2 separate regions of the Homo sapiens genome follow, and region 1 is linked to region 2. Evidence: read pairs that join two places in POLR2A ChIA-PET (ENCODE). Cell type or tissue: Caco-2. All regions are shown on one strand.

What was found. ChIA-PET counts read pairs that join two places held together with the same protein. Peaks named below come from ENCODE experiments on the same cell type or tissue, not always from the same donor. Only the 100,000 strongest peaks of a DNase experiment are listed, where the experiment ranks them.
Region 1: POLR2A ChIA-PET joins it to region 2 with 8 read pairs; 2 of 35 experiments call an interaction of 5 or more read pairs at or near these places.

Annotation. Positions count from the first base shown.
Region 1 is chr5:171,425,041-171,429,040 of GRCh38, reverse strand. The region is part of intron 2 of FGF18 (fibroblast growth factor 18); the gene reads right to left. Among named protein-coding and RNA genes, the nearest start is that of FGF18, 7.4 kb to the right of the region's middle. In Caco-2, no CTCF peak of the experiment used is centred here; no DNase peak of the experiment used is centred here.
Region 2 is chr5:171,311,029-171,315,028 of GRCh38, reverse strand. TLX3 (T cell leukemia homeobox 3) reads right to left here. Exons shown (of 3, transcript NM_021025.4): 3 at 2,890-3,640. The coding sequence ends at 3,430. Among named protein-coding and RNA genes, the nearest start is that of TLX3, 3.8 kb to the right of the region's middle. RefSeq lists enhancers at 978-1,862, 3,633-4,000. In Caco-2, no CTCF peak of the experiment used is centred here; DNase peaks (open chromatin) are centred at 2,228, 2,678, 3,214 and 3,558; H3K4me3 peaks cover 2,146 bases.

The sequences.
Region 1 (4,000 bases), 110 kb before region 2:
TCCCCACCCCCCAGACTGTCCATTATGCTCCCAGGGCTATCAATGTATTGATTGGCAGGGTTGAGCCATCAGCAGGGGAGGGGGGCACTGCAGGATGGGGGGTTGGGCCCGAGGGTCGGCCTCCCTCTCCCCATACATCAGCCTTCATGGTACAGATCATCAATATGGGCACCGCTGCTGCAGGCAGCCAACCCTGGAGCCGTAAAGACCCATGGCCTGTTCTCTCTCTCCCTTTCCTCTTCCCACTGATCCCTGTTTCAATTCCAGCTCCCTAAAGCCCCTGGGTAGGGAGAATGGCCATCCATGCCCATGAGGTAACAAGCCCTTTATTCCAGCATTCAAAGCCCACCACGGTCTTTTCCATCATCCCCATTCCTGGGAATGGATGCGCCAGCCACCCCAGTCAGCTTGGAGCTCTGTGAGTCCACCAGGCTGATCCCTGCTTCCAGTAGCACCGTTCCATATGCCTGCAAGGCTCTTCCATATATGCGCATAGACACATGCACGCACGCAGAGGCTCACAGTGTCCTCTTCACCCGGTTTGCTCTTATTTCAAGGTCTACGTGAAACATCTACCCAGGCCAGACCCTCTTGCCCCAGAGTCTGGTTCAAGGCCTGTCAGCAGAGTACCTGCTGCACCCTTGAGCTCTTGCTCCCCAGCACATACTCCCAGTTTCTCTCAAGTTTCCAATGGCTGGGATAGGTGCTGGCCCTCTCTGTGCCCCAGCCCCTGGCACAGATGAGTGGGTGGGGGGATTCAGTCTGGATCCCGGTCCCCAGAGAACCTCTCCCTCAAACCTCCACTCACTGACCCAACATTCCTCCAGCATGCCAGGTCTGTGCCAGGTGCCATGGTGCCTGCAGCAGGGGTCAGACCTCCCTTTGACTTCCAGGAACCCGTGGGCTGGTGGACAATCCGGCCTTGAGACACCCCAGAGTTGAATGCAGATACGCAGCTCACATTTACTTAACACTTATCATGAGCCAGGCGCTATGCCAAGTGCCTCCCCCGGGCAGGGGGAACTCACCCTTTCAGCAACCCCAGGAGGGAGGTTCTGTCCTGATGCCTACAGGAATGATAAGCCACAGAGAGGCCAGTCAATCACTCGGTCACACGGCCAACTGAAGCGTGCTGGGCCCAGAACCCACCCATCCCTGTGAGCCCCGCAGAGCGCCCTGGATCAAAGACAGTGGCCAAGCGCTATGCGATTCCAAGGCAGAAGGTGGGATGGGGATCGGGGGAAACAGAGCTTCTCGAAGTACGTGCCATCTCTTCATGGGGAACACTTGGAAGGAAAAGCCTTGGATACCTTCTTCATTCCCCTCAAAACCAGTCCAGGGCCAGGTATGCAGCAAGCGTCCCATAAATGTTTGTGGATTGTTGATGACGAGCAACACTATATTTGAGTGCCTACTACATAGCTAGTCATCAATTACTCCTACCAACAGGCCAGGGGAGTGGGATGAGCATCCTTATTTTGCCCATGGGGAGGAAGTGGAGACTCAGAGAGGTTAAGGGCCTCGCCCAAGGCCACACAGTCTTGAGTGGTAGAGTGGCAATTAAATCCAGACCTAAGTCCAAAGCCTGTGCTCCCAACTCAGACTGGAGGAGGCCTGATGTCACTGATCCAAGGAACACGTCCTTTCTAGCTTTCCCTAGCACCCCACAGCATGTTACGTACCTAACACAGACAATATAATTGATTGAACAATTACTTTTACTAAATTACTCATCGAGTGTTTTGCCATTGTGCTAGCTACTCTGTGTGCAATATCCCACTTAGTTCTCACAATAACCCTTAAGAAGTAGGTATTTCTCTTTTTTTTTTTTTTTCCCAGATGGAGCGTCGCTCTTGCCCAGGCTGGAGTGCAGTGGCGTGATCTTGGCTCACCGCAACCTCCGTCTCCCAGGTTCAAGCGATTCTCCTGTCTCAGCTTTCTGAGTAGCTGGGATCACAGGCACCCACTATGCCCGGCTAATTTTTTCTATTTTTAGTAGGGGCGGGGTTTCACCATGTTGGCCAGGCTGGTCTCAAACTCCTGACCTCAAGTGATCTGCCTGTATCGGCCTCCCAAAGTGCTGGGATTATAGGCGTGAGCCACCACGCCCGGCCAGAAGTAGGTATTTCTCATGATCCCATTTTACAGATGGGGAAACTGAGGTGCAGAAAATTGAAGGTTAAGGAATATTTGCAGAGCAGCTGCCAAGAAGCACAGCCAGGATTCAACCTAGGTTTCCCCTACGCCAAAGCCTATGCATTCAAGCATCACAGAAGCCACTGACCTCGCCTCACTGATACCCAGGCGGGTAAATCAAAGCTCAGAGAGAGAGGTCAGTGAGCCCAGGACAGAGCCAGGATTGGAACCCAGGTATTCAGGGATTCCACTCTGTGGCCCACAGGGGGCTTGTCTTTGGCCCCATCCTTGGCACAACAGCATTTTGAATGGCCTGAGGCCTTTTGCCACTGAGACGTCAGAGCAAACACACTGCTAGCAAGCCGGACCAAAGCCCACGGGGCCTCCTGACCTGCTGCAGTTTCAGAATAAATCCCCATGCTCAGGCCCACAGTGCTGACAGCAGGCCCAAGCCCCTTCTAAGGCCAGCCCTCCCCTCCATGCACTGCCATGGGGTCTTATGAGTTAGAGAAGAGCCAACACAGCAAAAGCTAGGAGCATACAGAGGTTCCTCAGAGCAGCCCTTACCCACAGAAAGGAGAAATCAACACCTCCCCTCCCACAGTGACGACAAGGCAGCAGCCCTGGGGAAGGACTCTATATCTGATGGGGGCGGGCAGGGGGCAAGGGAACCCTCCTAGAGTAAGAGGCATAGGAGCAGGGTCTGGACTACAAACAAGAGTTTGGGTGATGCACTGTCCCTCCACAACTACCTGAGGCAGTAGGGATGATTTCTTTGGTTGTTTTTTCCCATTGTACACATGCAGAAGCTGAGACCCAGGGGAGTTAAGTAACTTGCCCGAGGTCACACAGCAAAGAGAAAGCAGAGCCACACTCCAGAGCCCTCATACAAGTAAGCTTGAGTCCTAGAGCCGGACAGACACAGAGCTGAATCCAGCTCTGCCTCTCTCTTGCTATGTGACCAAACGCAGGTTACTTTATGCACCGGTGCCTCTCTTGTTCTTCCTCTGTAGAATTCCCTAGTTCCAGGCTGGTTGTGAGGCTTGACCTGGATAATGTGCAAAAGCACATGGCTGGCCAGGCGCAGTGGCTCATGCCAGTAATCCCAGCACTTTGGGAGGCCGAGGCAAGCAGATCACGAGGTCAGGAGACCGAGACCATCCTAGCAAACACAGTGAAACCCCATCTCTACTAAAAATACAAAAAATTAGCCGGGCATGGTGGCTCGTGCCTGTAGTCCCAGCTACTCGGGAGGCTGAAGCAGGAGAATGGCGTGAACCCGGCAGGCAGAGCTTACAGTGAACCGAGATCACGCCACTGCACTCCAGCCTGGGCAACAGGGCGAGACTCCATCTCAAAAAAAAAAAAAAAAAAAGCACATGGCGGCCAGGTGCAGTGGCTCATGCCAGTAATCCCAGCACTTTGGGAGTCCGAGGCGGGTGGATCACCTGAGGTCAGGAGTTCAAGACCAGCCTGGCCAACATGGTGAAACTCCATCTCTACTAAAAATACAAAAATTACCCAGACATGGTGGCATGCAGGCTGAGGCAGGAGGACTGCTTGAACCTGGGAGGCAGAGGTTGCAGTTAGCCGAGATCGCACCATTGCACTCCAGCCTGGGCAACAGAGTGAGACTCCAACTCAACAACAGTAACAAAAAAAGCACTTGGCATGTAGTGAGTGCACTATACCTGGTGGTCACTATGAATATTGTTGTTGTTTTTGATGGCTTGATGTGACTGCACCCCAATTTTCCACACCCACAAGTCTCCTGCTAGAGGACTAGGTCAGAACCAAAAGGCCCTGCAGAAAATGGAAGTCTCTTCCCATTACCCCTCTAGTCTCCCTTTGGGGGTCCAGTGCG
Region 2 (4,000 bases):
GTCCCGCGCAGCCACGTTGGAAACGGCGACCTAGCGGCTTGGCAACCCAGGAGGAGGGGGTTAGGCGTTAAACGCCCTTGCGCCGCTCGGCAATCGCTCCCACCCGCTGGGGGCGCCCACATTGCTCTGGGTGGAGGTGGCCGAGAGATAGTCGCTACTTGGCACCACATGAGTGGGCTCAGCTCTGTAACAGGAAAAGACCCGTAGCCCGTCTCTGGCTGGGCAAGGCTGGGTGAGGGCAAAGCGCTGGAAGACGCCAAACGCCGCGAAGGCACTAGGTGCGGGAAAGCCAGGCGCCCCCCGAGGGCCGAAGCCAGACCGGCCCCCCACCCCCGGCCTGCCTGGACGCCTACCCCGGACGGGCCTCCGGGCCAGAGGCCTTCTGCGCAAAGCGAGGCGCCCAACAGAAAGAAAAAAAAACAACGTGCGTGTGTCTCCAAAGAGGCCCAAAGAATTGAGTGTCACCCTGGCAAAACAACAGAAGTAATTTTGAAAAACAAAAATACTAGGCCTTATAAGAATGATACGTTGGGCCGGGGGCGGGGGCTCACGCCTGTAATCCCAGCACTTTGGGAGGCCGAGGCGAGCGGATCACGAGGTCAAGAGATGGAGACCATCTTGGCCAACATGGTGAAACCCCGTCTCTACTAAAAATATAAAAAATTAGCCAGGCGTGGTGACTCGCGCCTGTAGTCCCAGGTACTCCGGAGGCTGAGGCAGGAGAATCGCTTGAACCCAGGAGGCGGAGGTTGCAGTGAGCCGAGATCGCGCCACTGCACTCTAGCCTGGCGACAAAGGGAGACTCCGTCTCAGAAAAAAAGAAAGAAAGAATGATACGTTGGATTTTGGGGCCTGTGGGGGAGGGTGGAGGGGCGAGGGATAAAAGACTACACATTGAGTAGAGTGTACACTGCTCGGGTGATGGACGCCCCAAAATCTCAGAAATCACCACTAAAGAACTTATTCATGTAACCAAACGCCACCTGACCATCTGTTCCCCAAAAGCGCGTTGAAATAAAAACAATTAAGAAAAAAAACCCCGCTAGGCCTTATTATGGAGCAACAGAATAAAACGGAACGGAAGGGAGCTGGACCGCGACACCCGTCTCTGAGGAAAGCGCTTCTCCGCCAGCAAAGTCAAGGGTCCCTCTAGTCCTCAGCCGAAGGGCCAACCTTTCCCAACCCGATGACGGCGTTCATCAGGCTTTTTATTGGAGAAAATAAAAGCATTTCAGGAAAACACTCACGGAAGAGACCCGAAGTTCTGAGTCACCCTAGTCCCTCCCTGGGTGTCTTTATGTCCTGAAAGGCGCAGATCCCAGGCTAGCTGGGCTTGGAGGTGGAGGTGACGGCGGGAGCGCTGGGGGTTCAAGGTGTTTCTCAGGCGCCCTCCCCTTCCTCCAGCCCTGCAGGTGAATACAGTCCCGCAGCCCGCATAGAACGAAGGCTCGGAGCACGGGAACCTGCAGGGTGGCGCACGGCTCCGGCTCCGAGGGAGGCAGTGGGATGAGGCGGGTGGGGGTGCTCGTGGAGTGGGAGGGGTGCTCTGGGACGCGGCCCCGAAAGTGTTTTGCCTTAGGAGCTACTGGGAGCTGGGCCTGGAAGAGGGAGAGAGGGAGTCAGGGAGAAAGGAAAGAAGAGAGAGAGAGAGAGAGAGAGAGAGAGAGAGAGAGAGAAAGACAGATACATAAAGGCAAAGAGATTCAAGAAACAAGAAAGGGAAGACAAAAGGACAAGAGGACCGTGGAGAGGAGGGAGACAAAGAAACCCAGAGACACACAGAGGCCAAGAGTCAGAACTGGGGAGAGAAGAAGGAGGAGACGACGGAACAAGAAAAGGCTGAGGGCAATGAAAAGCAATAGAGGACGAACTATACTGGGAAACATCATAAATCTGTAAAGAAAAGGAGAAAGATATAGTAAAACAGAGACCCAGAGTAACATACAGAGGAGAAAACAGGGAACATTGTAGAGAAAGAAACGGAGAGGCCAGAAAGTAAGTTTTCAGAAGACTGAAAGCGAGAATGATAAAAGAGGGGGAAAAATCAAAGAACTAGAGGAAGTGTTCACGGGCTTTGTGTGTTAGATGTGACTGGAAGGGGTCAGCCGCTCCAAACCTCGCAATTCTGAAACTTCCAGCTCTTGAGCCACGGTGGAGCTGGGTGGACCCCGGCCACGACGCTACCACACCAGCGCTTAGAGTTCTGAGTTCCGGGCGCCCCGCCCACTCCAGCCCAGTGACACCGCGGGGGCTGCGGTGACGTCACATGACGTCACGCTCCACCTGGGGTCCCACGCAAACCCGACAAGGAGAGGGCCCCTAGGGTTGTGCGCTGCATTTGCTCCCCAGGCGTTTGGAGACCGAGGATTTGCAGCGGCTCTGCGCGCAAAGCCTGCCCACAGCGCGCGCAGACTGGCCAGAGCCAGGTCCTCTCTGAGGCTCCGCGGGAAAAAGAGGGCGGAAAGCGAGTTGCGGGGTGAAGTGGGGCTCCGAGTTCCGACTTGAGCTCTAAGAAGTTCGAGGCCACCCTGCCTCCCACCCCCCAGGTGGATTTGACCTGGGGACGGCCTAGGCATCTGCCCAGGCCCAGCCTTTCACTCCCCAGCCCGCCCCGGCGCTGGCCCGCGGCCTTCGGGCCTGGAGCACCTTTCCCATGTCCAGTCCCCATCCCGTGCGCACCCAGGCTGCGGGTGGCCGGCACCAACTGACCTGCACCGCGCATCCTCCTCGGGGGCCCGGGCCGGGGTTGCAGCCGAGGCGAATGCAGACGAACGTTGCGGAAGTGGACGCGCCCTGCGCGCCGCCGCTCGGCTTCTACCGCCGCAGGGGTGGGGCGCAGGGCCGGGGGTCGCCGAGCATTATTGGAACGAAAACGAAATAAAAGCGGCGTTAAGTGAAATAGCTAACTTTTTTATTAAATAAAAAGACTTAAATAAAAGGAACGGAAAAGAAGAAGAGTGGACCCAGCCTAAACGCAGGGTGCCCCGGGCCCCTGGCACTTCCCCCAGCGGCCGGGTCGGCTGCCCTTCCTCCAGCGGCCCCCGCGGGGGAAGCAGGTGGCCGGTTTCTAAAGAAAAAAGCCAAAACTTTTTTATTATTTACACGTTTGGGCAAAAGTACAAAGTATAATACAGGCGCCCGGCCCGGGGGGTGCGGGCGGGGGGCGGAGAAACGTAAGGCGCTTTCTTGTCAGGCCCGGGCCTGGGGCGGGACGGGGCGCGGGGCGGGGGCTCGGATTGTGCGGCCGCGCGGAGCTCGGGCCCTACCCCCTTCCGCGGCCCGCCAGTCTGTGGCCGCGCCCTGGGGCCTACTCGGGCTAGGCGGCCCCTTCCCCTCTCGGCGCCGGTTCCCCCGCAGCCCGCCTGGGGGGTCCGGGGCGCCCGGCTGGGTGGGGGCGGCGATCCGTGGCGACGGTGCGCGCTGGTGGGCTCACACCAGGGAGGTGACAGCGGGAACCTTGGAACTATCCTCCTCCCAGGGCTGCAGATTCTGCAGAGCAAAGAGTGACGAGTTGTGCAGACAGAGCGGGTCAGGCTGGATGGAGTCGTTGAGGCTCTTTTGGAAGGCGTCGTGTTGCAGCTGCAGCATGAGCCGGCTCGCCTGCTGCCGCTCCGCCTCCCGCTCCTCCGCCGTCTGCCGCCTGCACCGGGGGAGGGAGAGGGACAGTACCGTCATGCACCCGGCACCGCGGGGCCGCCGGCGGGGCCCCGGCCCTCCCGGGAGCCGAGGCCATCCGGGAGCCTCGAGGCGCAGAACCCGTCTGCCTCCCAGCCCGCGCTTTACGCCCGAGGCTCTTATATCCAGGGAGCCGGTTAGGATCATTTGTTTTTGTTGTGTGCCAGAGGGTCTCCAGGAGGGGACTCTGCCCGCCGCCCACCTGCACGCCCGGGTATTGTGGCTTCACCAACAATAAAGATTGTTCCTTTCGCCAGATAGCAAGGGCAGGGCCTATGTGTAACTGACTTGGCCCTGCGGGAACCGGGGTCGCTGGGGTCCGCGG